2 separate regions of the Homo sapiens genome follow, and region 2 is linked to region 1. Evidence: chromatin loops called from intact Hi-C (ENCODE). Cell type or tissue: heart right ventricle. All regions are shown on one strand. Each heading gives the region's core, and the rest is flanking DNA. Links, peaks and the distances in the headings are about the cores only. Region 1 holds the start of LOC124902181 (a long non-coding RNA gene). Region 2 has its middle 88 kb from the start of ANXA1.

What was found. Peaks named below come from ENCODE experiments on the same cell type or tissue, not always from the same donor. Only the 100,000 strongest peaks of a DNase experiment are listed, where the experiment ranks them.
Region 2: it touches region 1 in a loop (2.6-fold over the local background); 7 of 110 quality-filtered maps call a loop at or near these places.

The regions. Positions count from the first base shown.
Region 1 is chr9:72,855,448-72,871,386 of GRCh38, forward strand. It overlaps LOC124902181 (a long non-coding RNA gene), which reads right to left and starts at 9,403. Exons shown (of 2, transcript XR_007061578.1): 1 at 7,778-9,403; 2 at 2,005-7,189. RefSeq lists enhancers at 2,589-3,788, 6,841-8,040. In heart right ventricle, for the core only: no CTCF peak of the experiment used is centred there; no DNase peak of the experiment used is centred there.
Region 2 is chr9:73,056,363-73,072,301 of GRCh38, forward strand. It overlaps the pseudogene CYP1D1P. Among named protein-coding and RNA genes, the nearest start is that of ANXA1, 88 kb to the right of the region's middle. RefSeq lists an enhancer at 9,820-11,019. In heart right ventricle, for the core only: no CTCF peak of the experiment used is centred there; no DNase peak of the experiment used is centred there.

The sequences.
Region 1 (15,939 bases), core at 5,100-13,099:
CCAGTGTTTCAGGCCTGTCTCTGCTACTGATTAGTTGTTTGACCTGTTGGAAATTATGTAACCTCTCCAAGTCTCAATTATTTGTAAGACAAGGAGGTTGCATAACATGATTCTAAAATTTCTTCCTGTGCTGTAAACCTGAGCTGTCCAATATGGCAGCCACTAGCCATATGTGACTATTGAGCACATGCAACATGGCTGGAAATGGAGATGTAAAATATACGCTGGATTTGGAAGACTCCATAGGAAAAAGCTAATGTAAAATGTATCATTAATATCTTTTCATTGTGCTTACATGTTAAAAAAATACTATTTTGAATATATTTGGCTAAGTAAAATATATTACTAATACTAATTGACCTGTTTCTTTTTTAATGTGGTCACTAGGAAAGTTAAGATGCCATGTGGCTTGCATTTGTCGTGTGCATTTCATCTCTATTGGGCAGTGTTGTTCTAAGAATTCTCTGAGTTTATGAAATAAGTTTTAGTGAGAGTTCCAATTAAATCATACCCAGATCTAGAATTCAGATCTTCTGGGAAATTTCTGATAAGTAGATAGTGTTGGTGGCTCCCCCTCCATCTGACTGCAGCAGTTGATTTGCATGGCTATGCAGAGATGTAGCCTTTGAGGAAGTAGGAGAAGGGAAGGGGAATGGATGAGATTAGAGTACAGTGGGGACAGATAGAGACTGCAGCCAGAATCCAGTGGAGCTGTTCATGGAGTGGGGATTCTGAGACGGTGGAGTACATGTAGCGCACTTTTGGTTCTCGGGAAATAAAGCCCTGCAAGTCCACCTGCGAATGGGGTAGAAAAACACTGTGATACTACCATCAGCTGTCTGTTTGGGGAGCACTGGTGATAGCCCACTTCAAAGGAGTCTGCTAAACTCATGACAGGCACAGCAGGCACTTCTCAGGTATTGGCTTGAAGGAGTGAAATAAGAGAACAGAGCAGGCCACACAGTGAGACAGCCTGAATAGATCAATTCATAAACTATGGACTCTCAGACATAATCAGATGAGATTTTGCATAGTACCAATGTCTAGGACTCAAAATGTGGGTGCGATAACATTTGGGATCTTAATGTTGATAAGGCCAGTGAGATCAAGGAAAGTTTTTATTTTACTTTTTTAGCAAAGCAACATAAAGGTCTTTAAAAATAAAAGTTGTTTGAGAGCAATGACACACCAGGTTTTCTGTGTTGTTTCAAACAGCAGGCAGTGTGCTCATGGTGTCTTGCCTAGGTCGTCTGGGTGAGGTTATGGGGTACAGTGAAGATGGAGAAGTATTGACAGATATGCACGTTGCCACTTCTGTGTTGCCTCCTCTGTCGGTTTATAGCCAATAAAATGTAGACAACATTCACTATCTTTAGGGGGCATCCAATGCTCAGTTCTAGCTAATTATTGCAGACGCAGGGCTCCCAGATCTTCTGGTGTCTAAAGAGAAGCTGGAAACCTTGATTTTTATGTCACATACTATAATATTTAAATGTTAGTAATTAGCACAAATTAATACGCGCGCGCGCACATACACACACACACACACACACACACACACACCATCTGTTGGCAGGATGCTGTCCCAGGGCCATCAGTGTACACTGTGATATTTCTAATATTAGAAACCCTATAAATAAGCAGCCCTTATTTGCACATTCTGGAACAATTTTTCAAAGCTTTCCTAGTCTTCTTCTTCTTTAAATAATGCAGGGTTTTTTTGCGGGCTCACTAAGACATGCTTTTCCTGCACAAAGAACCTGAGACATGAGCTTGGCTCAGATATGCTACCACAAGGTGGAGCTCAAACGTTTTTCTTTTTTGTCGAGTTTTACATGAAGTTAATGCTGATTAATGCAATAACTGAAACTATGATTCTATGACAGCTTAGTTTATCTCCTGCTGAGATTGCTTATGTGCTTTGGTTTTGTTCAGAATTATTAGCTGTAAAAACAAACAGCAAACAAACACCGCACACCCTGAAAACATAACAGCCTACCCGTCTAATTTTTATTTTATTTTTATTGTATAGATTTAGGTTAATTTACATTTTACCATGACATATGCTGAAGGCAGAGTTAAAGGAGTAAGAAAAATATAGAGTTTGGAACTCTTGGGATCCTATAGGCTTACAATTCAAATTTTAAATTTAAAATAGAAAATAAACCGAAAAGAAAACATAATTCTCTAAGACAAGAAACATGTTTCCGTTTAGGTAAAAGGAAAACCGATGATTTGTCCCTATGGGCTGAGGTACTTAAAGAATCTCTCTCTGCCTTAGGGCCTAGTCCTTCCTTAGGTTTCCAGCTTTATTTCCTGCCATTCACTTGGAATTTCCCTGAACCTCACTTTCCAAGTACATGAGTCCATACAACATGCCCTGTTCTGAGATGTGGCTTTGCCTTGTTTGTTTGTTGTTTCATTTCCCAGCTGCTTCTGTTGTCTGGAAGGTGCTTTGTTGGCTGCATCCAGACTATTGGAGTTTTTCCTTTTTGTTTCTGTTTTAAAATAACAACTCTTGTTTCAAGGCTCAGCTGAAATCTAAAGCCCTTCAAGAAGTCTTTCCAGTTCTTCTAAGTCAGCTTCAATAATCTACTCTTCCATGATCATGATAGTACTGACTTAGGCTTTCTGGGCTACAGGACTGCTCTGAATACCTGACATGCCCATTCTCTGAGTTCCCACGAAGAGCATTCTTGTTTTACAGCTAAGACCCCTGAAGAGCAGAGAGACTGATGCAGCTGAGCCTCTGCAGCTGGCACTGGAGTGAGACTCATCTCAGTCCTGAGTCTGTGCTCTTATCTGCTAAGCTATGGCATCTCCCTGAATTGTTACACCACATGCTTCATGGTCTTATCTTGCCATTTTTAACTTTTTATTATTATTATTATCATCACAGTGGCTTATTTATCTATTTACTCCATTAGAGTTTGAGCTGTTCAAGGCCAGAGGGTAAGTCTTGTCACTGTGACTCAGCAGTGCCGGCTCTGGGGCTGTCCAGGCAGGAGGGGAGGGGTTATGGTTCAATGACTCTGAAGGCCAACGTCCAAGTTGACCTAGCTTTGCCATGTGTTAGCCATGGGGCCTGGAAAAAATGCATGTCCCTGATACTTAGTGTCCTCCCCTGTAAAATATGGAAGGTAATTGCACTTCTTCCACAAAAAACAAGGTTTTGTGAAAAGTGGTTGAGTTAAAATCTCTGAAGAGCTTGAGATGCAGAGTCTGGCTCATAGAACTCCCTATGTGCTAGGAATTATTATAGCAGACATTTGGCACTTTGAATCGACAGTCCTGGCATTCAAACTGATCTATCACAGTTTTCAAGGCAGGTTTTAAAGCTTTAAACACGTTGTCCAGCTAACTTGTTGATGTTTTACTCCCAATTATTTTTAGAATAAAAAAAGTTTAAGGATTAGTTGGTGACCAGAAGTGATAAGGCAGGCCTTGACTTAGATGTGTGATCTACACTTGTAAACCTGGTAAATACTCTGCTGAGTAATACACACAAAACACACTGATTTTGAATAACTGGATCCCAATTTTATACACAGTAAGATGAGCAGGCAACTTTACAATGAGAAAATAAGACTATTAACTTCAATTTGTTTTTCTTATATTTAAATTCTAGGAGGTATTCTTATGCTTCTGAGTCTCCTATTGACTTCTGCTGAGATTATTCTCACGATATTGCTGAAGAAATTTGAAATTTCCCATTAAAGCAGATGCTTCACTCTCCAATTCATTGAAGCTAAAAAAAGACACAATCTTTTAAAATTTTACAGAGGTTGTATGGATTTCAAGGTTATGATAAAGAATCTAAAATTCAATCACAATATTTTCTTTATGGAAAATTTGATTGGATTTGCATAATTTTGACTTACAGGAAACTGGCCAGTCCCAAGTAAAAGGATTCTCTGTTCCTCTGTGAATTGCATTATCCAGTAATTAGTTTAACACATTGTATTAGTCCTTCTTGCATTGCTATAAAGAAATACCTGACACTGGGTAATTTATAAAGAAAAGAGGTTTAATTGGTTCATGGATCTGCAGGCTGTACAAGAGGCATGGTTCTGGCATCTGCTCCATTTCCGGGGAGGCCTCAGGAAACATACAATAACAGTGAAAGGTGAAGGGGAAGCTGGCACATATTACATGGCCAGGGCAGATGCCAGAGAGAGAGAGGGAGGTGCTACACACTTTTAAACAATCAGTTCTCATGAAAACTCTACCATGAGAACAGCACCAAAGGCAGAAATCTGTCCCCATGATCCAACCACCTTCCACCAGACCCACCTCCAACATTGGGGATTACAATTCGACAAGAAATTTGGGCAGGGACTCAGATCAACCCATATCACACATGTTTTCTGAGTGCCTGCTACATACCACTCACTGTTCTAGTGACTGGCATGCTTTCCTCTTTGAAAATAACATGGCTATAATACTTATATTTTCTTGGTGACCAATCAAAGTCAAGTGAAAAGCTGAATCTTTGAAATAGGTAAATTCAAGCAGTTGAAAATTTAACTGCCTTAATAGTTTACAAGGAAACTAAGGAGGATTAACCAAAGTGGGCCCGAGTGTGGGTCTTCCCACGTTCTCTTCTTGTCCTTTCTCTAATTGAAGGTCTCATCCTCACTGCTGCTCCCTTCGACTACCCCAGGCACTGCCGCCTGGCCAGGATAGGAAGGTGCCACACAAGAGTGACCCTTCCATCTCTTCCTTTGGGCTCCATCTGCCTCCTGGTTTTCACTGTCGCTGGGTTTAGATTATTATAGGGTTTCCAAATTCCCAGCAGATAGTAATCTTTGAAATTTCAGAACAAATAATCAGAATTCCTGAAATGGTATTATTCTCTATTTTTAAGAATACATATTTACATATTTTTAATTAGTAACAAGTGACCATAATATTAAACTATGAATCATTTTTCTACTATAAGATTTTACAGAAAGTTGATTTAAAATTATTATTATAAATCAATATATTGGGACAAAATGATATGTTTTAAAATGATATGTTAAAATGATCTTTAACTGACATTGACATTTTATAGTAGAAAACATTGAAAGAAGGGGTGTTAAAACAAAACAATTGCTGAATAAAAATAATTTTAAAATGTAAACTTTATATTATGTATATTTAATGTTTAGAAGTTAACTTTTTTATTTTTAAAAATTTTAATAGTTTTGGGGGTACAGGTGGTTTTTGGTTACATGGATGAGTTCTTTAGTGGTGAATTCTGAGATTTTAGTGCACCTGTCACTAAAGCAGTGTACACTGTACCCACTCAATATGTAATCTTTTATCCCTCACCCCACTCCCAGCTCCCCACCCTGCAGTCATCAAAGTCCATTATATCACTTTGTATGTGTTTGTGTCCTCACAGCTTAGCTCCCACTGATAAGTGAGAACATGCGGCATTTGGTTTTTTATTCCTGGGTTACCTCATTTAGAATAATGGCCTCCAGCTCCATCCAAGTTGCTGCAAAAGAAATTATTTCGTTCTTTTTTATGGCCTAGTAGTATTCCATGTTGTATATATACACATTTTCTTTATCCACTCATTGGTTGATGGGCATTTAGGCCGGTTCCATATCTTTGCAACTGTGAATTGTGCTGCTATAAACATGCGTGTACATGTGTCTTTTTCATGTAATGACTTCTTTTCCTTTGGGTAGATACCCAGTAGTGGGATTGCTGGATCAAATGGTAGATCTACTTTCAGTTCTTTAAGGAATCACCATACTGTTTTTCATAGAGGTTGTACTAATTTACATTCACACCAGCAGTGTGTAAGTGTTCCCTTTTCATCACATCCACACCAACATCTATGGTTTTAACTTTTGAATTATAGCCATTCTTGCAGGAGTTACGTGGTATCTCATCGTGGTTTTAATTTGTATTTCACTGATGTTGAACATTTCTCATTCATTTGTTGGCTGTTTGTATATCTTCTTTTGAAAAATGGCTGTTCATGTCTTTTGCCCACTTTTTGATGGAATTGTCATTTTCTTGCTGATTTGTTTGAGTTTCTTGTAGATTCTGGATACTAGTCCTTTGTCAGATGCATACTTTGTGAATATTTTCTTCCACTCTGTGGGTTTTCTCTTTAATGTGCTGATTATTTCTTTTGCTCTGCAGAAGCTTTTCAGTTTAATTAGCTCTAATTTATTCAATTTATTTATTTTTGTCTTTGTTGCATTTGCTTTTGGGGTCTTTGTCATGAATTTGCCTAAGCCAATGTCCAGAAGAGTTTTTCCAATGTTATCTTTTCAAGGCTGGGCGTTGTGGCGCATGCCTATAATCCCAGCACTTGAGGTCAGGAGTACAAAACTAGCCTGGCCAACATGGTCAAACCCCATCTCTACTAAAAGTACAAAAATTAGCTGGGCGTGGTGGCAGACGCCTGTAATCCCAGCTAATCAGGAGGCTGAGGCAGGAGAATCGCTTGAACGCAGGAGGTAGAGGTTGCAGTGATCCTTGTTCGCTCCATTGCACTCCAGCTTGGGGCGACAGCGCAAACTCCCTTTCCAAAAAAAAGAAAAAGAAAAAGAAAAAAAAAAACAGAAGAAGAAAAAAGGGAAAAAACAATGTTATCTTTTAGAATTTCTTATAGTTTCAGCTCTTAGATTTACGTCTTTGATCCATCTTGAGTTGATTTTTGTATAAGGTGAGAGATGAGGATCTAGTTTCATTCTTCTACATGTGGCTTGCCAGCTTTTCCAGCACCATTTGTTGAATAGGGTATCCTTTCCCCAATTTATGTTCTTGTATGCTTTGTCAAAGATTAGCTGGCTGTAAGTATTTGGCTTTATTTCTGAATTTTCTACTGAATTTTAAAACACAAAGCACTAGCCATCTTATCCAACAGTCTCGATCTTTGTTTTGTGACAAAAACTGCTGCTTTTATTTCACATTGATGTTTTCTCATTTATTAAGAATGCATCCAAAACTATATTCAAGCCAGGCATTAGGATACATGTAGCTTCATATAAGCTCATTTCCTTTTTTAATAATTTTAGTTTTTTTCTATTGAAATCAATATTGCTTTTACTAATTCAGATTTTAGAACAGTTTTTTGATTTCCCAAGGGAGACCACTTCGATAATATTCACATCTTCTTCTTCTTTCATTTCCTCTCTTCACGTATTTGCAAAGAACCGTAACCTACAGCAAATAATCAGACCTGAAAAACACCAGAAAATATTCCTGGGTAATATTCAAATATTGTAATTCCACCCTGTATGGTGGCTCATGCCTGTAATCCCAGCACTTTGGGAGGCTGAGGTGGGCAGAGCACTTGAGGTCAGGAGTTTGAGATCACCCTGGCCAACATGGTGAAACCCTGTCTCTACTAAAAATACAAAAAAATTAGCCAGACGTGGTGGTGGGCGCCTGTAATCCCAGCTACTCAGGAGGCTGAGGCAGGAGAATCGCTTGAACCTGGGAAATGGAGGTTCCAGTGAGCCGAGATCGCACCACTGCACTTTAGCCTGGGGGGAAATATCTATCTATCTATCTATCTATCTATCTATCTATCTATCTATCTATCTATCTACCTATCCATCTATCTATCTATCTATCGATTGATCAAAATAGTAGAATTGGCTAGCAAGGTTAACAATACTGCACAGAATCACCGTTTGAAGTTGTTAATTAAAGGACTTATTTTGCTTTCCAAAACTTGTTATTTCTGGGCACATCAGTCATAGGATTTGTTTAAAGTACACTATACAAATGAACTTGTTAGTATTTATTTGCAAAAACAACTTACCAGTAGCAGCAGACAGGGCCATGAGCAACTGTTCATAACAAGACAACAGTTATAGCAAGACTGACTGATGAGATGGTTCTTGCTTTTCTCCTCTATGTCTTGTTTAGGTTCCTGGAAATGTTGGCCTTAACCTCCAGCCACCAAATGTCTTGCTTTCAACTAGACATCAGTGAACTCCTTCTAACCAGTAATGCCTCCACGTTGATTGTTAGTCTTTAATAATTATGGGAGAAGTAAACAGTTTTTCTTTTTTTCTTAGTTTCTCAACTTGGTTTCTTGATTTTTCTTAAGATCCTGAAAAACATAAATTTCCCAAGAAAGACCAGGCAAGAATTTTCACATTGAAATACTCATGTAGAAAACCCTTGTGGCTGCTCCCACCTTCTCTGCTGGAACTTTCTCACACTTATCTTGAGCTATGAGTTTCCTCATAAATCCAATCTGTTGGCCTCTTGTGTTTCCAGTATTTCTCACAGTTTCTTATCTAAGTTCTCCTTTTTAATCTTTCAGCATGGCTGAATATCTCTTAAAATATGTTTTCTGTTATTGTTAGGGTTTTGGTATGAGAGGAAAAAATCATGTCCTTTCTGCTATCTTGAAATGAAAGTTTAGCATTTCCATTTTAAAACTCCATTACTGCAATAACGAGATAAGAAGAAGCCCTTTATCAATACAGTGTTGAGAAGAAGGAGCCGCAGGATTCTCACCTGCTTTAGAGATAAACGGTGTTATATTGAGCTGTTTCTTTAGTCCGTGCCAGGGGGGTAAGTAATTTGATAAGAAATGGTTTGGTTTTTCATTTTTTTAATCTGTATATAAATGAACCATTCTTATTGCAATAATGGCTTTAATATATTAATCAGTGCTTTCTGATTAAATGCTACATTTCATTATACTGTGCTATTGAAATGACAGTCTGTATGATTAGAGACAAATGTCCTATGATGAGCAAATCTTACTTCAAATCTGTTAACTGCTTATACCTGCCTCCCTCCTGATCTGGACTCCTCCAATTAACAGGTAATTGTTAGAATATTCAACTTAAGCTTCAATCCTAATGCTCTTATGATACTTACTTCTTTGTTATTATGTTTGTATTTGTGCAATGAAGGCTTTGCAGGAAAAGGAACAGAATTAGTGAGAAAGAAGAATCTCCCTCCACGCCCCTCCTCCACCCCCAATAGCAGTTTCCATTAGTCTTGGTTTACAGCAGCTATAAATTAACTTCCCCATGAGAAAGGGGAGGGGACACCAGAAGTCCTTGACTTTAGTATATTCACACTGGAATTTGTTAATGGAAAAACCAAACCCTGTAAAATATATAAAGAGGTTTATACTGAGCCAATTATGAGTAACCATGGCCCTGGGGAACAGTCTCTAGAAGTCCTGAGAAAGTTTGCCTGAGGCAGTCAGGCTACATTTTGGTTTTACACATTTTTAGAGAGGCAGGAATTTTAGGTAAAATCATAAATCAACACATGGAAGATGTACATTGGTTCAGACTAAAGAGGTGAGATGTCTTGAAGCAGAGGGCTTAGCAGGTCATAGCTGTTTTCAAAGATTTTCTGGTGGCTCTTGCCTGTAATCCCAGCACTTAGGGAGGCCAAGGTGGGAGAATTGCTTGAGCCTGGGAGTTCGAGACCAGCCTGGGCAACATGGAAAAACCCTGTCTATACTAAAAATACAAAAATTAGCCAGGCATGGCAGTGCACGCCTTTAATCCCAGCTACTTGGGAGGCTGAGGCAGAAGAATTGCTTGAATCTGGAAGGTGGTTGCAATGAGCAGAGATTGCACCACTGTACTCCAGCCTGGGTGACAGAGCAAGACCCTGTTTCAAAGAAAAAGAAAGAAAGAAGGAAAGAAAGAAAGAAGGAAAGAAAGAAAGAAAGAAGGAAGGAAGGAAGGAAGGAAAGAAAGAAGGAAGGAAGGAAGGAAGGAAGGAAGGAAGGAAGGAAGGAAGGAAAAATAAAAAAAATACGCTGATGGTAATAAGCAAGAAAATATTTCTTAAGAAAAATACAAGAACAAATATTGATAAAACTGACTACATTTAAAGATTTCTGATATCAGAAGATATTTAGAACAAAGTTAAAAGACAAGCTAACAATGAGAGATGTATGCAAGTTACATACTCATCAAGTATTACTTTCCAGAATTTATAAGCATTTCTGTAAATTACATCACTGAAAAATATATTTATCTTTTCTTATTCCAGTGGCAGAAAAATTTTACATAGAAACTTATTAGCAATAATATAAAAAGTTACAGTAATAAGTTGATCACTTCACTGATCCTTTCAAGAAAAATTTTTATTGTGGTAAAATATACATAAAAAAATTTACCATTTTAACTATTTTCAAGTGTCTTCAAGGTTCAACCATTTTGTAGGATGTGTCAGAATGTCTTTCCTTTTCAAGGCTAAATAATATTATATATATATTTGTTTGTTTGTTTGTTTATCTACTCATCCATGAAGGGACACAGATCACAGATTGCTTTCACATTTTGGCTATTGCGAATAATGCTGCTACGAAAATGAGTATACAAATGTATACTACAGTCTCTGCTTTCAGTTCTTTTGGGTATATACCCAGGAGTGGAGTTGCTAGATCATATGGTACTTTTATGTTTAATTTTTGAAGAATCACCATACAGTTTTTCCCTAGTGACTGCACCATTTTACATTTCCAAAGCAGCACACATGGTGGAAATTTCTCTGTATCTCCACAGACCATTATTTTCTATTTCATTTTTGTCTTTTTAAATAGTAGCTATACTAATGGGTGAGAAGTGGTTTCTCATTGTGGGTTTGATTTTCATTTCTCTAATGATTAGTAATGTTGAACATTATTAATCATATGCTTTTCAGAAATTTTTATCTCTTTTTTTGGAGAAATATCTATTCAAGTGCTTTGACTATTAATCAGGTTGTTCTTTTGTTTGTGGTTGAGTGTAGGAGTTCTTTGTATATTCTGAGTATTATATGCTTATCAGATATATGGTTTGTGATATTTTCTCCCATTTTGTGGGAGAAAATTTTCATTCTGTTAGTAGTGTCTCTTGATGCACAGTAGTTTTTAATGTTGACGTTGTCCAACTTATTTTTTTTTGTTATCTGAGCTTTTGATGTGATACCCAATAAATCATTGTCAAATCTAATCTTAGATTAACCAAGATTAATGTAATCTTAGATGAGATTTCCCTATATTTCTTTCTAAAAGTTTTATCATTTTGGCTCTTACATTTAGGTTTTTGGTCCATTTTGTATTGATATGTAATATGTATACGTATTTATGTGTTACCTGTGATATTTTATTACCTGCATAGATTGTGTAATGATCAAGTCCAGGTATTTAGGGTATCCATCACCACAAGTATTTATCATTTCTATGTATTGAGAACATTTCAAGTCCTGTCTATTAGCTATTTTGAAATACACAATACATTGCTGTTAACTAGTCCATTCTGAGTTAACTTTTGTATATGGTAGAAGATGAGGATCCAAATCCATTCATTTGCATGTGAATAACCATCTTCCCAAAAGTATTTTGTTTAAAAAGCCCATCTTTTTCTCACTGAATGGTCTTGGCACCCTTGTTGAAATTCATTTGACCATATGTGTGATGGTTTATGTCTTGACTCTCTATTCTATTCCACTGCTCTGTATGTCTTTCTTTATGCCAGTACTATACAGTTTTGGTTACTGTAGCTTTGTAGTAAGTTTTAAAATAAAAAAGGATCTTCAAGTTTGTTCTTCTTTTTCAGGACTGTTTTGGCTTTTCTGGGGTCCCTTTAGATCCCATATAAGTTTTAGGATTGATTCTTCTATTTCTGCAAAAATCGTCATTGGGATTTTGATAGGGATTGCATTAAATCTGTAAATTGATTTTGGTAGTATTAATATCTTAACAATATTAAGTGTTCTGATCCATGAACATGGGACATATTTCTACTTATTTGCTCCTTATTTAGTTTCTTTTGGCAATATTGTGTAGTTTTCAGGGCATATTTTTTCCCTCCTTGACTAAATTAGTTTCTAACTATTTTATTCTTTTTGATGCTATGGTAAATGGAATTGTTTTCTTAATTTTCTTTTTGGATTATTAATTGCTAGTGTATAGAAATACAGCTGATATTTGCATGTTGATTTTGCATGCTGCAACTTTGCTGAATTTATTAATTAATTCTAATGGGGTTTTTTTTGGTGGAATCTTCAGGTTTTCTACATACAAGATCAAGTAGTCTGAACAGAGATAATTTCACTTCTTCCTTTCCAATTTTGATGCCTTTTATTTCTTCCTCTTCCTTTGATATAAGTTGGCTCTGTGTCCCCACCCAAATCTCTTATTGAATTATGATTCTCAGTGTTGGAGGAGAGGCCTGGTGGGAGGTGATTGGATCATGGGGGTGGATTTTCCCCTTGCTGTTCTTATGATATATTAAGTGATTTATCATGAGATATAGTTGTTTAAAAGTGTGTAGCGGCCGGGCGTGGTGGCTCACGCCTGTAATCCCAGCACTTTGGGAGGCCGAAGTGGGCAGATCACGAGGTCAGGAGATTGAGACCATCCAGGCTAACATGGTGAAACCCCGTCTCTACTAAAAATACAAAAAATTAGCTGGACGAGGTGGCGGGGCCTGTAGTCCTAGCTACTCTGGAGGCTGAGGCAGGAGAATGGCTTGAACCCAGGAGGCGGAGCTTGCAGTGAGCCGAGATCTTGCCACTGCACTCCAGCCTGGGCAATAGGGCAAGACTCTGTCTCAAAAAAAAAGAAAAATGTGTAGCACTTCCCCCTTCATGCTCTCTCCTGCTCTACCATGTGAAGGTCTTCCTTCCCCTTCAGCCTTCTGCCATGATTGTAAGCTTTCTGAGGCCTCCCAACCTTGCTTCCTGTACAGCCTGTGGAACTGTGAGTTAAACATTTTTTTTTTTTTTTTTTGTAAATTACCCAGTCTCAGGTAGTTCTTCATAGCACTGTGAGAACGGACTAATCCTTTCTCCCCCCTTCCCCTTCCCCATACTCTTCCCCTTCCTCTTTCCTTTTCCTTTCCCTTTTCCTTTTCCTTTCCTTTCGTTTTTTTCTTTTCTCTCCCCAGATTGCTTTGGCTAGAACTTCTACTACTGTGTCAAAAGCAGGAGGCATTTTTGCCTTGTTCCTGAGCATAGAGAAAGACTTTCAGTTTGTTATCATTGAGTATGATGTTAGCTGTGGATTTTTCATATATGGCCTTTATTATGTTGAGGTAGTTTCCTTTTATTCCTAATTTGTTTAGTACTTTTATAATGAAAAGAAATTTAATTTTGTCAAGCGCTTTTTCTGCACCAATTAAGAAAATCATGTTTTTTTTCTCATTCATTCTGTTAATGTGGTGTCTTGCATTAATTGATTTTTATACGTTGACCCATCCTTGCATTTCATTAATAAATTCCACTTGGCATGGTATATGATGCATTTAACATGCTGTTGGAGTTAGTTTGCTAGTATTTTGTTCAAGATTTTTGCATCAATATTCATCAGTGATACTGGTCTGCTTTTTTTTTTTCTTGTAGTGTTTTTGTCTGATTTTGGTATTGGGTAATGTTGCCTTTACAGAATGATTTAAAAATGTTTCTTCCTCTTAATTTTTTTTGAAAGAGTTTGAGGAGGATTGGTGTTAATTTTTCTTTAAATGTCTGATAGAATTCACCAGTGAAGCCATCAAGTTCTGGGCTTTCATCTTGGGGTTTTTTGACTACTGATTCAGTTACTAGTTACAATTCTATTCAAAATTTATATTTCTTACTGATTCGGTCTTGGCAGATTCTGTGTTTCTAGAAATGTGTCCATTTTGTCTATGTTATTCAATTTGCTGGAGTACAATTGTTCCGCTCTTATAATCCTTTTATTTATGTAAATAGGTAGTAATGTCACACTTCTGATTTTAGTTATTTGAGACTTTTCTCTCCTTTTATCAATCTAGTTAAAGATTTGTCATTTAAAAATATTTTCAATGAATCCATTTTTGTTTTCATTAATTTTCTCTATTTTTTATTCTCTATTTTGTTTATTTAGAATATTGTTTTATTTCTAAAGGATTTGCCATAATTTCCTTCATTTTTAAAAAAGTTTTTATTTTATAATTTCAACTTTTATTTTAGATTCAAGGGGTAAATGTGTAGCTTTGTTACCTGCATATATTGTGTGACAGTGAGATTTAGGGATTCAAAAGATCCCATCATCCAGGTAGTGAGCATAGTACCAAATAGGTAGTTTTTCAGCTCTAACCCCCACCCTCTCTCCTCTTTCTAGTAGTCCCCAGTGTTTACTCTTCCCACCTCTATGTCCATATGTACTTACTGTTTAGCTCCCACTTATAAGTGAGAATATGCGGTATTTGGTTTTCTATTCCTGTGTTAACTCACTTAGGATAATGGCCTTCAGCTTCATCCGTGTTGCTGCAAAGGACATGATTAGAATATTGTTTTTAAAATTGCTATAACTGGCCAGGCGCAGTGGCTCACGCCTGTAATACCAGCACTTTGGGAGGCCGAGGTGGGCGGATCATTTGAGGTCAGAAGTTCAATACCAGCCTGGCCAACATGGTGAAACCCTGTCTCTACTAAAAATACAGAAAAAAAAAAATGAGCTGAATGTGAAGGTGCATGCCTGTAATCCCAGCTACTTTGGAGGCTGAGGCATGAGAATTGCTTGAACCCAGGAAGCGGAGGTTGCAGTGAGCCAAGATCATGCCACTGCACTCCAGCCTGTGTGACAGAGTGAAACCCTGTCTCAAAAAAAGAAAAAAAAATGCTATAATTGTATAAGAACAAAATTGTCAGAAAAGTGTCCCTGGAAGAAGAAATTAAGCTGCATCCAAGAGAGTAAAGAGTTAGCAGACACCTCACTGTCCTTTTAATATGTATTTCTGTGGATAATTATAAATTAATTAGTTTAAAAAATCTCTTTGTTGACTGATAATTCAAAGAGCATAGTGACAGCATTTAATTTGCTCCTTAGAAATGTAACTTTGACAATATGCAGAAAAGATTTGGAAAAAAAAGAGACAATCAAAGCAGAGAGAGCAGTTTGGAGGGTTTTGCTATAATGCAATTGATAAATGCTCAAACTAAGACGATGACTACCAATATTTTTCCAGTCTGAAATTTTCTGTTGTATTGGTACCCTTTTTTCTTTAAAGATTTTACAAAGGCTTCAATATTCATGTAGGTAAACTTGTCACTCTTTTACCATAATTTATTATAACTTATAAAGTTAAAAGAATGTGTGTGTGTGTGTGTGTGTGTGTGTGACTTCCAGTTGCTTTTTTGTCTCCTATGGTTTTCTAAAAACTATTTAATCTTTTTTATTCACTAAGTTTTTTTTTCCATTTTCTGAAATTCATCTGAATCAGAATATTCAGGCCTTGAGACAGAAGTGGGTCAGAAATCACTCAAGGTTTTTCAAACAAGTGAATATAATACAGGAATTTGGTTACACTTAGGTAACTATGCTAAATGGCTGCTGGGAACAGCGACAGTCCTTCTGGCTGAAGGCGTACGTGGAGGTGATGGAATCACCAGAGTCCAGAATCATGGAGAAGAGAACTACCTGGGCCAGTCCTGAGACCACAAATGAAACACCACCTAAAATAGATGCTAGGATTACTGAAGGGCTGCTACTAAGCAGGTGAAAGGACTCCTTGCTGTGGGTGCTGGAAATGCTAAAAGATGATGATGAAATGCCCATTGTTCCTTGCTGCTGGAAAATGCCAATAGAAACTAAAATAAAAAAGGTCCCATCTCTCCACTCCTACCTTTCAAACTTCTACCAGTAATTCTTATTGATAGAAACTAACCAGAAGCCAATAGGAAAGTATCTTAGTCCATTTTCAGTTCCTTATAACAGAATACTTGAAACTGGGCAAGTTACAAAGAAATTTATTTCTTACAGTTATGGAAGCTGAGAAGCCCAAGGTCAAGGGGCCACATCTGGTAAGTGGCTTCTTGCTGATGAGACTCTGCAGAGTCCCATGGTGGCACAGGACCTCACATGGTGAAGAGGGTGAGTGTGCTAGCTCAGGTCTCTCTTCCTCTTATTATAAAGGCACCAGTCCCACTCCTATGATAACTCATTAATCCATTAGTCCATTATTCCATTAATCCATGAATGGATTAATCCAC
Region 2 (15,939 bases), core at 5,292-13,291, 200 kb after region 1:
ACGCAATGAGATATTCATTTTCATCACTACCGTTCTGCAGCAGTTCAAGCTGAAAAAATGACCAAGAGCCAAGCTAGACCTGACTCCTACATACGGGTTAGTCATGAGGCCAAAACTATACCAACTCCAAGCAGAACTCCACCCCTCAGGCAGTTCATCTGCTTAGATTCTCAGACTGAGTGGAGGGTTTCTTACTCAATTCAGAAAAATAGATGATTTGAGTTTATTTAACTAGCAATGTGTAGTTTATTCCCCTGAGCTATGCTATGAATTCAACTCTGTGACATGTTTTATCAAGTATGTGGCATGGCTTTAGTGCCAATATGAGACTTACTGTAGTGTGAGGATACTTTAAGATAATAATAAAGTGTGATGTAAATCAGGGGGTTTAAATCCAGATCTCACACAGTGGTGTCCTGGGTGTCATGTGGGTATGAGTGGAAGGGAAAAGTGAGTGACAGATTGACCAGGCAGGCAAGGGGACTCTGTCTACCTTCCCTTTATGCTAGCTTCAAATAAACAAGCATACTCATCTTTGCTTTAAATATGGGGTTCAGAATAAGAAAAAGTTCTGATCTTAAATATTTTCAGTGATCTAGAGCATAGATGCTCAGGAGGGCCAGAGAAGGGAGCTAGAGTAGCCTAGCAGAGAGCATTGCATGGTCACAGTAGATGAGCTGGGCTAGAGTTAGAGAAGTAGAGAAAAGGAGATGACAGGGATTGCCTCAAGCCAATTTTTGTATCAGATTATGTATTTTTGTGTATTAAATTTTTAATTGTAAGGCAAATTGGTGTTTTCACAACGTTACCAACTTCTTTTGGTACATATTTTATATATATATATATAATTAATAGCTTACCAGGACTGCAAAATAACAGAATACCAGAGGCTAGGTAGCATAAACAACAGAAATTTACTTTCTCACGGTTCTCGAGGTAGAAAGTGCAAGATCAAGGTGCCAGCTGACTTGGTTTCTCCTGAGGCCTCCCTCCTTGGCTTGCAGATGGCTGCCTTTTCACTGTGTCCTCACAGGGCCTTTTCTTTTTGTGCACACATCCCTGGGGTCTCTCCCTCTTTATATAAGAACAATAGTCATAATGTATTAAGGCCCCACCCTAAGAGTCTCATTTTAACTTCATTATTCCTTTTTAAAATTTTTTTATTTTTATTTATTGATTTATTTTATTTTTTTTGAGAGGGAGTCTCACTCTGTTGCCCAGGCTGGAGTGCAATGGCACGATCTCGGCTCACTGCAACCTCCGCCTCCCGGATTCAAGTGATTCTCCTGCCTCAGCCTCCTGAGTAGCTGGGACTACAGGCGTGTGCCACCACACCTGGCTAATTTTTGTATTTTTAGTAGAGATGGTGTTTCACCATGTTGGTCAGGCTAGTCTTGAACTCCTGACCTCGTGATCCACCCGCCTCGGCCTCCCAAAGTGCTGGGATTACAGGCATGAGCCACTTCACCTGGCCAAGTTCATTATTCTTTAAAGACCTTATCTCCAAATACAGTCACATTCTGAAGTACTAAAAGTTGGGATGTCAACCCATCAATTTCAGAGTCGGGGGGGTGGGGGACAAAATTGAGCCCATAATAGCAAGTTACGAGAATAAAACTGGCTGCTGATTTTTAAAAATGCTTTTAAATGTAAGATTCAGCACTAAGTATATGCTTTATTAATTGAATTTGTTAACGAGCTAAGGCATGTAAGTGAACTTAAAATGGGCAGTGAAAGAACTAGTATTTCAGATTGAGGGTTTGAGGTGGAGTTGCATTATAAAGGATGTGCAATACAAGCTGGGAGGTAAGAGAACATCTGGGGTCTAATTCAACTGGGGAGAACAGTGAGAGAGATGTGGCTCTCTAGATAATGATGATCTTGGCCAAGATGTGACAATGGAAGTAGAGAACTTTTAAGCAATTCACAGACATTGAAAATTAAAGTCAGTGCCAGGTGCGGTGGCTCACGCCTGTAATCCCAGCACTTTGGGAGGCTGAGGTGGGTGGATCACGAGGTCAAGAGATCGAGACCATCTTGGCCAACACAGTGAAACCCTGTCTCTACTAAAAATACAACAATTAGCTGGGCTTGGTGGTGCATGCCTGTAGTCCCAGCTACTTGGGAGGCTGAGGCAGAAGAATCCCTTGAACCTGGGAGGCGGAGGTTGCAGTGAGCCGAGATCGCGCCATTGCACCCCAGCCTGGTGACAGAATGAGACTCCATCTCAAAAAAAAAAAAAGGAAAGAAAATTAAAGTCAATACTTAGTCTTTTTTTCAAATATAAATAAATTCAACATTCTCCTTGTGAACAGACAATTGAATTGCTTGTGCTTCTCTAAGAGCTTTTGAAATTATTTATATTACCCTCATGGCGTTGTGTCAAAATGAAACTATTCTTATATTTTTACCATAAGAAACTTGTCAAATTTTCTGTATACTCAAGAAAAATGGGAATGATTAGAAACTGTGAAAAGCTTGGTATCTATTTATCTGATATTTTCTTGAAAGAATTGCATTTTTCTAACCACTTTATTAAAAAAATAAGCAAAGCTTATACTTTCAACACCTTGTATTATAAAATGCTATTTTGCACTCTTCCTCTGCTCCTAAGGCATAATTAAATAGTATACTATTGGGCTTTTTGTATAATTTATGTTTGTATTTTATGTATCTTTAGAAACAAGGATGAGAATAAAACTGGGGAAAGAAAGTGTGAAAGCAAAATAAGAATAGCTTTTCTTTGTCATTTAATATGTAATGATAAGTTCATTTTAATTATGTGTATTTGCTTATCCTAAAGCAATAATTTGTTTCATGAAATATGTAATCAGAAACAACATAGTATAACTCTCTATCTATCTATCTATCTATATATATATAAACTTGTACTAACAAAGACACATTGAATAATAATCTGGAAACTACTCACAGAAATCATTATGACTATAGAGAAGTTGATAATATATGGATATATGCATCCACTGGGAATTCAAGATGAGTGAGGTCTTAGAGGCAACATGTATGAAGTACAAAAGCAGAGTTATAGGAATTAAATACCCTGCTTCATACAAGTATATGCAGACACTTACATCTCCCAGGCCTCCTTGTAGCCACAGTCCCTGGGGGTTCTTGGTAACGTTATAAAGACAAAGATCAGTCTGGAAACATTATCCACTCCATGATGCAAATGAGTGCAGGATGTGCCTGGTCTCAAGTCTTTTACAGAAGAAAACTTGCACCCAAAATTTAAAAGAACAGGATCGCCTGCTACATTGTAATTCTCTAATTTATTCCCAGTTAAACCTATAATTCAGATGAAATATCAACCCATAATAACACAAGAAGAAATCTGAACTATTTTAAAGAAAGGCAGAAGGGGTCTTTGGGGATTTTACTATCTACATAATTATTAATTAGGCTGTGAAATCTGTCCTGGTTTGCAGATGGTTCCAGGACTCTGGAAGTGTAGATACACAATTTGATATTTCAGATTCACATGGGACCTCCTCACAAAATTCAAGTCATGCTTTAAATAAACAAATACAAAAATCCTATGCTACATGCACTTTAAATCAGAAATAGCTAAAGGGAGTTGTTTTTACGGCTTAACAAGCTATAAAAAGAAATTCCCTGTGAGGAATACCTCCATTGCATTTCTCTTTAGATAAACAAAAAAATGCAGGATGCAGTCAACATATTTTCTATTGTTAACACTGGAAGAGCCAAAATACATAAAAAAATAAAAGTTTATAGGTCTTTTATCCTTCAAGGTGTTTCCAGAGAATAGTGTACTTCCATTCAGTTTTACTATCAGGCCCCACAAACTGTAAATTCTGCACACAAAAGTGTTGTTTTTATCTGCTCTCCCTGTGTACTGATGCATGGTGCATGAATACATTTCCCAGCATAGTGAGATGATCAACTTACAAAACATTCATTTTAACGGCTTTTAAAAGTCTTTCTGAGTTTCTGATGTTTTAAGATTCCTTTATTAAACATAATTTTCTCTTTTCCAGATATTATAGTGTCATTCATTTCTATATGGTACTGCGCTGGGGTGTAATCATTTGATGATCTCTTGATTACATCCTCCATCCCTGCCCCAATACCTGGTTCCATTCATTATTTTAAGGCTGATCTCTACCACCTGGCAAGCTCCCCAAATGCAGGGGCCAAGTCTGTTTTGCTTCCTATTGTATCCCCAGTGTCTAGCACTATTTGAAGTATGTAATACACATTTAATTGGATTGAACTGGCTACAAGGAGGCCGAACATTCAATCCATTCACATTGGTTTGAATGTTCAGTGAATGATGGAATTAATTAATGATTAAGTGAGTGGATCTAGTGAGAGAACAGGAAGAGCTTTAGCAAAAAGGAAGTGTCTAAGAATATCTGGTAAAGATAGTATTTCTGATATCTCTGCTCACATTTTAATTTCTACTGTGTTGCTTACAACTCCTCGGCTTAAAAATCTGTTCAGTCTTCTCACACTTTTTTAATCTACAAGGTCCAAGGTCCAAGTCTCATCAAAGAAGCTCTTAATTTTTTAAAAATGTTTTTTGTTATTATTATTTTAGAGATGGGATCTCACTTTGTCACCTCGGCTGGAGTGCTGTGGCACAATTATAGCTCACTGCAGCCTCACAGTCTTGGACTTAAGTGATCCTACTGCCTCAGCCTCCCAAGGAGCTGAGACTACAGGTGTGTGCCACTACACCCAGCTATTTTATTTTTATTTTTTGTAGAGGCAGTGTCTCGCTATGTTGCCCAAGCTGATCTCAAGCTCCTGGCCTCAAGTGATGCCCTCACCTCAGCCTCCTGGGGATTACAAGTGCACGCTACTGCTCCGGGCTCTCTCTCTCTTCCTTTCATTTTTATGGCACATTTTAATGGAAATTAGCCCCCATGTGTCTTTCCAGAACCATAATCAAAGTATGTCCTTGGTATTTAGGAAGCTTTCCAAAGCCAACATCTCAAGTGCATTCCAAAATGTCACTGAACTTTTTCCTCTCTTCCCATTGCATCTTGCCAACACAAATGCATGGGTAGCTGACAGTGTCATCGGCTCCACCAGAAACATTGTTGTCTGATGGCATCTGCCATGTCTTCTGTCCATTCTGATGAAGAGAAGGATCCCTGTTCTCTCCCTGGACTGTTTGTATATAAGCATGTGTATTGGGATTTACCCATTTTTCAAGACTGTAACTGAGATTTAGCTGTGATTTTGAAGAAAATTTACTTGAAGGTTTGGGGCTATTGGAAAGGATGACTCCAGAAAAATTAAAAAGTTCTATAGCCTACTGCTTAAGCACAGACTCTTCCCAGACTGCATCCTGGAACAGTTCCTTGCATTCTTTTCTCCCTGTGGATAGGTCCCCCCACCCACTCCCTACCCTGACCAATCCAATCTGCATTAGAGCTGTTCACTCCAACTTATGAACACCTTGAGGCTGGTAAAATAAAGAAGCAAAGGAGCCTTCTCTCAGCCCCAGAGAACTGTCTCTTCTGGCCCTTGTCCTGGGCAGAACTCTGAATCTTCACTTCCTAACCTAGGATTATCTAGGACTCATAGAGGGAAAGTCTGATCCTATAATCTCAACAGACATTCATATTATTAGTTTCCAAAATGTGAGATATTCATTTTTATTTATCATCATCTTGTTGTGCCAAAATTAGATAAGCAAGCATTCGTCTTGATTTGTTCTGGTTCTCTCAAGCTATTGCTATTTCCTTTCACTGCCAGAGATCGAGTCCCTAACAGCATACTCTGTGTGTCAGGCAATATAGTAGATATTTCTGAATTATTAATTTTGACACAAACCATGAAACAGGCATTAGTACTAATCTTTTTTTTTGAGATAGAGTCTCATTCTGTCATCTAGGCTGAAGTACAGCGGCACCATCTCAGCTCATGGCAACCTCTGCCTCCCAGGTTCAAGCGTTTCTCCTGCCTCAGCCTCCTGAGTAGCTGGAACTACAGGCATGTGCCACCACACCTGGGTAATTTTTGTGTTTTTAGTAGAGATGGGGTTTCACCATGTTGGCCAGGCTGGTCTCGAACTCCTGAGCTCAAGTGATCCACCCGCCTCAGGCTCCCAAGATGCTGGGATTATAGGCATGAGCCACCACGCCCGGCCTAGTATAAACTTTTTGCAGAAAAAGAGGCTCAGAAAGATGAATATGCCCAAGATACTCTTCAGGTAAGGCTTACTGCAGCGTTAAAATCTACATCAAACTCAACTCAAAACTTATGTAGTTTCCATAATGGCAATGGTTTCAACAGTATATGCCTTAATTTAAAAGAAATTCTGGCAGCATCTCAAAATATAAAGTTGTGTTTGTAGTATGTTCCAAAGTTATTCCATTCAGAAAATCAATTTCAGGTAGGTTAAAGACCTCCATAAGAAAAGTCAAACCTTAGATATTTAGAAGAATAAAGAAAAATTTCTTAAACAAGATACTGAAAATGCAATCCATAAGAAAACAATTCATTTTCTACATTGAAATGGTAAATTTCCGCTAAAAAAGGCATAATAGACAAAAGCTAAAGAAGCCATAGAGTGAAAAACGACATTTGGAACACATAGAGTAGACAGAGGAGTAGTATCCAGAATTAAGAAGACTTTATTCAACTTAATAAGGAAAAAGTCACCGATCTCCATCCCAATAAATGGGAAAGGCTTATAAATAGGTGAAAATATGAAGGGCCAACAAGCATAAAAAGGTACCTACCTCAGTAATAATCAGTGACATACATATTAAAGCAACCTAAAATATTGTTTTGCACATAGTAGGTTGGCGAACAATCTACAATTTACAAATAGGTCAATACAAATAGTGCTAAGTATTTGGAGAAATGAGAACTTACATTCACTCTGATTGGGTATGTAAATATGAAGAAATATTTGAAAAAGTTTAATAAACTTGAAGATTACTTGCTTGAGATTTAGCAATTCCATTAGAGAAATCCTCACACATATGCAGAAGAAGGCATGCATTATCCATTCCAGCTTTTTTTAAAAGTGAAAAACTAGAAACAACCCAATGCTCATAAATAAGATGCTAGATATACATAATTATGTTGTAGTCATACAATAGAATTCAGTAGTATAAACAAGTATGCTAGTGTTACATAAATCAACATGAATACATTGCTGAAACATTCAGTAAAAAAGCAAATTGCAGAAGTACATATGGAGCAAGATATAATATTTATATATATATATTTTTTTTTGAGACAGAATCTTTCTCTTGTCGCTCAGGCTGGAGTGCAGTTGCACGATCTTGGCTCACTGCAACCTCTGCCTTCTGGGTTCAAGCGATTCTCCTCCCTCAGCCTCCTGAGTAGCTGGGATTACAAGTGCCCGCCACCACGCCCAGCTTTTTTGTACTTTTAGTAGAGACAGGGTTTTGCCATTTTGGCCAGGCTGGTCTCGAACTCCTGATCTCAGGCAATCCGCCCACCTCAGCCTCCCAAAGTGCTGGGATTACAGGCGTGAGTCACCGTGCCCGGCCTACATAAATTTTTTTAACACACGAAAAATCATGCTGTATTTTGTATGGACATATTCAAGTGTTTATACTATGGGAATAAATGCTTACATGAGGATGAGAAACACAAAATCCAGTATTCTGTGGAGAAAGGATTTAAGATAGGGAAGGTATCACAGAGTTTCAATGATATAATATATAATTTCATAGAACTTGATTATGAGTTGAAGGTTGTTCATCACGTTTTTTATTCTAGTTTTCTCTATGTTTGAAATATTCCAAACTAAAATTTAAAACTGAAGTGTGATACATGCATGCAGATGGTTAATATTTCCTGCTATTTAATGATTGTTGTGGAAGTTTACTTTTTGGAATGAAGGGATAATATATTACAAATAGCAAGTGTAAAATACTGCATGTATACTTTCATTGATTTTGTTAAAAATATAGGAAAAGAGAAAGATGTGGCAATGTGCTGTAAATAGAATGCTGACAAAACTATGAATTTTTCAAAAAACGTAATACTATAAGTACAGTACTGTATGTAGAGCATAAGCTTAATACAGAGCATATTGTGTTTATTTAAGATTATACATTCCCTTCACGTCTGTGAACTCATGTAAATGGTAAAGAAATGTTTAAGGGTGGCAAGTATCTGTCATAAAGCTGGTAGAGCTGGTCTAGAGGGAGAGTGAATCCTCAGACTCTCAGACTAGACAACCGAACTGTGAGTTGAAACTGCAGGATATAGAAGTTTTGCATTAATTAAATGAAAACAAAAGCTGGCAACTGAGAATACAGGAAGACAAAAAACTGTAAGTATAAAACCTTAGATGTCTGAGATTATTCATTGATTCATCAAGAAACTCTGCATACATACAAAACACTTTTATTTCATGTTAATGAGTGTTTTCAGGGCCCTAGTCTAAGCCAGGCACTTTAGGTGCCAAGCATAAAAAAAAATGACTCAAATATTATCCCTAAGTTGCAAAACTCCTTAGAGTAGACATATATAATGATAATACAATTATATATATATATATATATGCATTTATATACACAGATACCTGTACATAATGTGTATATATAGTCATAAAGTTACATACACATATTTTAGTTGTTCTAAGACTGGTCATAAATATTCAAGCTTCCTCCTACCCTCCTTACACATAAAAATGGGGTATGCATCTGAAAATTGCTTTGCAATAACCTCTTTTTGTAAAACAGACCCTGACATTGATACAGTAGGGCTGGGCTCCTGCCTGAACCCCACCCTTAAGCCTGGAACCTCGGCCCTAAGTGAAAACAACTGACCCCATTTTTCCACCCAAATGTTGCCTTTTTGGCCTGCCCCACCCCTATCCTGTGCCCATAAAAGACTTCAGCTGGCAGAGCAACACAAGCAACTGAGCATCAAGGATACAAGCAGCTGAGTGGCGAGCAGAGAAGCAACTGAGCATCAGAGACAACAGATAAACGTGGCTAACTTCAGGCAGTGCAGCTTCGGAGATGGGCCCAGCCGGAGATGGCTGGGTTTAAGGGAAAGATCACCTTCCCATTCCCTTTCCAGCCTTCCTTTCCACTGAAAGCCACCCACCGCTCAATAAAGTCTTCTGCATTAATCACCTTTCAGTTTGTGTGACCTGATTCTTCCTGGATGCCGGACAAGAACCTGGGCGCCAAGAAGACGGAGGCTGCCACTGTGACCTTCCACTGAGCTGGTTGACACTTGGCAGTCCCCAGACTGCAGAGCTGAAAGAGCATTGGTTGTAACATGGTTTGACACCGTTGTGGGGCCCACACAGAGCCTGCCCCCTCCAGAGAGGAGTGACTAGCCAGTTCTAGAGTTCATTCACTCTGGTTCCCTCATTCCCTTGCTCGCATGCTTCCTCCTGCAAGGAGTGGCCAGTGGCAGCCTGAGTGAAATGAGCCACTTCAGTTCCTGCTGGTGAAGGGGTTCAAGGGAATTATACCATCTCAACATGATGGATGCTTTTTCTTTGATAAGCATATTTGTATAGCTCTACCAATTTACCTCTTTGCACAGAAGGTCACTTTTCTAGAGTCTTCATTCCTTGACTCCTCCATGCCAACTTCACCTAGCTTACACTATGTCCTAGCATTCCATACTTGCAGTCCTCACTGGGCCTCAGTGTGCCTCTTACTGTTCTGCCCAGCATTTTGACTTTCATCTATATGTTTAGCATTGCTAAAGGCTTTTGCCATCTGAATCGGTGAAAACAGGGTAGTTTAGAAATCCAGCAGATTAGGAAGAGAGTTTAACACATTTGAAAGGCAGAATGTCACCTATTGTCCTAGCAGTACTTAGTTAAGTGACTTAAATGTAAAGTCATTGAACATGTACTGGATAATTCATGACCATTTAAAATATTTATTGATTGGCAATCTACTTCACTAGGCCTTTGTGGGTCATAGAATAGTATTGCTTGTAAAGACTTTCGAAAGGTAAAATTGCTATGGGCAGTGAAGTGATTTAGAAGATGATATCTCTTGATTTAACAATCGATATGGTTTGAATGTGTGTCTCCTCCAAATCTCATGTTGAAACGTAATCCTCAGTGTTGGAGGTGGAGCCTGGTGGGAGGTGTTTGTGTCACCTCTCATGAGGTGATCTCTCATGAATAGCTTGGTGCCATTTACTTGGTGATGATGAGAGCTGGTTGTTGAAAGGAGCTTGCAAGAGAGGGGATTAAGACGGTGGATAGGAGGCAGGACTAGCTTGCAGCTCCCTCTCAGATGGACACACCGGTGTGTGGAGACTCATATCATGGACTTTTGCTCCAAAAACTACTGCAGGAACATAGCAGCAAAGCTAAGAGAATCCACAGACCTTCTGAAGGAACTGGATCACTGCTGGAGGCTGCGTGAGACACTGAAAAACTGTGAGTCGGCTTGCTTTCTCAACAGGGAGGCGGTGGTCTGGAGCAAGTTCTCAGCTCTGGTAACTGGCTGCCTGGAAATAGACTCAGTGCTGTTGGGGGGCACAGTGGGAGTGAGACTGGCCTTTAGGACTGTGGGCTGTGTCGGAACAGAGTGAGACCTGTGACTACCGGCTTTTTCCGACTTCCTTGGTGACATACATGACTCAGCAGAGGCAGCCATAATTCCCATGGGAATATAACTCCATTGGCCTGGGAATCACACCCCCATTCCCCACAGCAGCCACAGCAAGCCCTGCCCAAGGAAAGGCTGAGCTCAGACACACCTATCTCTTCCCCTACCTGGTAGTCTTTCTCTAGCCACCCTGGTAGCTGAAGACAAAAGTCATAATCTGGAGCTCTATGGCTCTGCCCACTGCCTGAGAAACCTGAATACTTAACCAGGTGTTCCTAGGGCAAGTCTGCATCCTCCCTGTAGGACCACAGCTGATACACTCTTGAAAGCGCCACCTCCTGGCTGGAGGCTAACCAACACAAAACCAGTGCACTAAACAAAAACACGACACAAACTCAGAGTCCACTTCACTCCCCTGCTACCTCCATCAGAGCAGGTACTGGTATCCAGGGCTGCAACACCTGAAGACACATCACATCACAGGACTCTTTGCAGATACTCTCCAGTAACAGCCTGGAGCCCAGTAGCTCAACTGGTTGGCTAGAACCAGAAGAGCAAAAAGAATCACTGTAGTTTGGCTCCTAGGAAGCCACATCCCTTGAGGAAGGGGGAGAACACCACATAGAGGGAGCATACTGTGGGACAAAAGAATCTGAACAGCAGCCCTTGAATCCCAGATCTTCCCTCTGACATATCCTATCCCAGACTATGAGAAGGAACCAGAAAAACAATTCTGGTAATATGACAAAACAAGTTTCTTTAATACACCCCCAAGAGATCATACCAGCTCACCAGCAATGGATCCCAACCAAGATGAAATCTCTGAATTGTCAAAGAAAGAATCAAGGAAGCACCAGAGAAAGGCAAAGTCGAACTTAAAGAAATAAAAAGCATGATACAGGATATGAAAGGAAAAGTCTTCACTGAAATAGTATAAATAAAAGCAACCATAACTTCTGGTCAAGGAGACACTTAGAGAAATGTAAAATGCACTGGAAAACCTCAGAAATAGAACCAAACAAGCAGAAGAACCTCAGAGCTCGAACATAAGGCTTTTGAATTAACCCAATCCATCAAAGACAAAGAAAAAAGAATTTTAAAAAATGAACAAAGCCTCCAGGAATTTTGGGACTATGTTAAATGTCCAAACCTAAGAATAATTGGTGTTCCTGAGGAAGATGAGATGTCTAAAAGTCTGGAAAACATATTTAAGGGGATAACCAAGGAAAACTTTCCCAGCCTTGCTAGAGATCTAAACATCCAAATACAAGAAGCTCCAAGAACACCTGGGAAACTAATCACAAAAAGATCATTGCTTAGGCACATAGTCATCAGGATATCTAAAGTCAAGATAAAGGAAAGAATCTTAAGAGCTGTGAGGCGAAAGTATCAGGTAACCTAAAAAGAAAAATCTATCAGATTAACAGCAGATTTCTCAGCAGAAACCCTAAAAGATAGAAGGGACTGTGGTCCTCTTTTTAGCCTCCTTAAACAAAACAATTATCAGCCACGAATTTTGTATACAGTGAAACTAAACGTCGTAAATGAAGGAAAGATACAGTCTTTTTCTAGAAAAACAAATACTGAGAAAATGTGCCACTACAAGAACTGTTAAAAGGAGCTCTAAATCTTGAAACAAATCCTCAAAATACATCAAAATAGAACCTCCTCAAGGCATAAATCTCATAGGACCTATATAACAATGATGCAGTCAAAAAAACCAAGGTATTCTGGCAGCAAATAATATGATGAATAGAATAGTACTTCACATCTCAATACCAACTCTGAATGTAAATGGCCTAAATGCTCCACTTAAAAGATACAGAACCGCAGAATGGATAAGAATTCACCAATTAAGTTTCTGCTGTCTTCAGAAGACTCACCTAACACATAAAGGGCTCACATAAACTTAAGGTAAACGGGTGGAAAGAGATATTCCATGCAAATGGACAGCAAAAGTGAGCAGGAGTAGCTATTCTTAGACAAAACAAACTTTAAAGCAACAGCAGTTAAAAAGACAAAGAGGGACATTATATAATGATAAAAGGACTAGTCCAACAGAAAAATATCACAATTCTAAATATATACGCACTTAATACAGGAGCTCCCAAATTTATACAACAATTACTACTAGACCTAAGAGATGAAATAGATGGCAACACAATAGTAGTGGGGGACTTCAATACTCCACTGACAGCACTAGACAGGTCATTAAGATAGAAAGTCAACAAAGAAACAATGGAATTAAACTATATCCTAGAGCAAATGGACTTAACAGATACTTATAGAACATTCTACCCAACAACTGCAGAATATACATTCTATTCACCAGCACATGGAACATTCTGTAAGATAAACCATATGGTAGGCCACAAAACCAGTCTCAGTAAATTTAAGAAGATCAAAATTATATCAAGTATTCTCTTAGACCACAGTAAAATAAAATTGGAAATCAATTCCAAAAGGAATCCTCAATGCCATACAAGTATATGGAAATTAAATAACCTGCTCCTAAATGACCATTGGGTCAACAAGAAAATCAAGATGGAAATTAAAAAATTGTTTGAACTGAATGATGGTAGTGACACCACCTATCAAAACCTCCGTGATACAGCAAAAGCGGTGTTAACAGGAAAGTTCATAGCATTAAATGCCTACATCAGAAAGTCTGAAAAAGCACAAATAGACAATCTAAGGTCACACCTCACAGAACTGGAGAAAGAAGAACAATCCAAACCCAAACCCACAAGAAGAAAAGAAACAACAAAGATCAGAGCAGGACTAAATTAAATTGAAACAACAACAAAATAAAATACAAAAGACAAACAAAACAAAAAGCTGGTTCTTTGAAAAGATAAATAAAATTGATTTACCATTAGCAAGATTAACCAAGAAAAGAAGAGAGATGATCCAAATAAGCTCAATTAGAAAGGAAATGGGAGATATTACAACTAATACCACAGAAATACAAAAGATTATTCAAGACTACTATGAACACCTTTATGCACATAAACTAGAAAACTTAGAGGAGATGAAAAGTTCCTGGAAATATACAACCCTCCTAGATTAAACCAGGAAGATATAGAATCTCCGAGCAGACCAATAACAAGCATTAAGATTGGAATGGTAATAAAAAAATTGCCAACAAAAAAAGTCCAAGACCAGATGGATTCACAGCTGAATTCTATCAGACACTCAAAGAGGAATTGGTACAAATCCTATTGATACTATTCCAGAAGACAGACAAAAAGGGAATCCTTCCTAAATCATTCTATGAAACCAGTATCATCCTCATACCAAAACCAGGAAAGGACATAACAAAATAAGAAAACTACAGGCCAATATCCATGATTATAATAGATGCAAAAATCCTCAACAAAATGCTAACAAACTAAATCCAAAAGCATATCAAAAAGATAATCAACCATGATCAAATGGGTTTCATACCAGAGCTGCAGGGAAAATTTAACATAGGTAAATCAATAAATGAGATACACCACAGAAACCGAATTAAAAACAAAAATCACATGATCATCTCAATAGACACAAACAATCATTTGACAAAATCCAGCATCCCTTTATGACTAACACCCTCAGCAAAATTGGCATAGTAGTGACATATCTTGAGGTCATAAAAGTCGTCTATGACAAACCCACAGCCAACATTATACTGAATGGGGAAATGTTGAAAGCATTCCCCCTTAGAACTGGAACAAGACAAGGATGCCCATTGTCACCACTTCTATTCGACATAGTGCTGAGGTCCTAGCCAGAGCAATCAGACAAGAGAAAGAAAAAAACGGGCATCCAAATTGGTAAAGAGAAGTCAAACTGTTGCTGTTTGCTGATTATATGATCATATACCTATAAAGCCCTAAAGACTCATCTGAAAAGCTCCTAGAACTGGTAAATGAATTTAGCAAAGTTTCAGGATACAAAATTAGTGTACACAAATCAGTAGTTCTGCTATACACCAAGAGCAACCAAGCTGAGAGTCAAATCAAGAACTCAACCCCTTTCACAATAGCTGCACAAAAAATAAAATACTTAGGAATATACCCAACCAAGGATGTGAAAGACAGCTACAAGGAAAACTATGAAACACTACTGAAAGAAATCATAGACGACACAAACAAATGGAAACACATCTCATGCTCATGGATGGGTAGAATCGATATTGCAAAAATGACCATACTGCCAAAAGCAATCTACAGATTCAATACAATCCCTATCAAAATATCAATATCATTCCTCACAGAACTAGAAAAAAGCATCGTAAAATTCATATGGAACCAAAAAAGAGCCCGCATAGCCAAAGCAAGACTAAGCAAAAAGAACAAATCTGGAGACATCACATTACTCGACTTCAAACTACACTATAAGGCCATAGGCACCAAATAGCATAGTACTGGCGTAAAAATAGGCACACAGACCAATATAATAGAATAGAGAACCCAGAAATAAACCCAAATACTTATATTCAACAGGACTTCGACAAAGCAAACAAAAACATAAAGTGGGAAATGGACACCCTATTCAACAAATGCTGCTGGGATAATTGGCAAGCCACATGTAGAAGAATGAAACTGGATCCTCGTTTCTCACTCTATTCAAAAATCAAGATGGATCAAAGACTTATATCTAAGACCTGAAGCCATAATGATTCTAGAAGATGAGGTTGGAAAAAAAACCTTCTGGACATTGGCTTAGGCAAAGACTTCATGACCAAGAACCCAAAAGCAAATGCAACTAAAAGAAAAATAAATAGATGGGACTTAATTAAACTAAAAAGCTCTGTACAGCAAAAGAAATAATCAGCAGATTTAACAGACAACCCACAGAGTGAGAGAAAATCTTCACAATCTATACACCTGACAAAGGACTAATATCCAGAATCTACAAAGAACTCAAACCAATCAGCAAGAAAAAACAAACAATCCCATCAAAAAGTGGGCTAAAAAACATGAATAGACAATTCTCAAAAGAAGATATGGAAAAATGTTCAACATCACTAATTATCAGGGAAATGCAAATCAAAACCACAATGTAATACCACTTCACTCCTGCAAGAATGGCCATAATTAAAAAATCAAAAAATGATAGCTGTTAGTGGGGATGCAGTGAAAAGGGAACACTTTTATACTGTTGGTGGGAATGTAAACTAGTACAACCATCATGGAAAACGGTGTGGAGGTTCCTTAAATAACTAAAAGTAGATCTACCATTTGATCCAGCAATCCCACTACTGAGTATCTACCCAGAGGGAAGGAAGTAATTATATGAAAAAGATATTGCACACACATGTTTATAACAGCACAATTTGCAATTGCAAAAACATGGAACTAGCCCAAATGCCAATCTATCAATG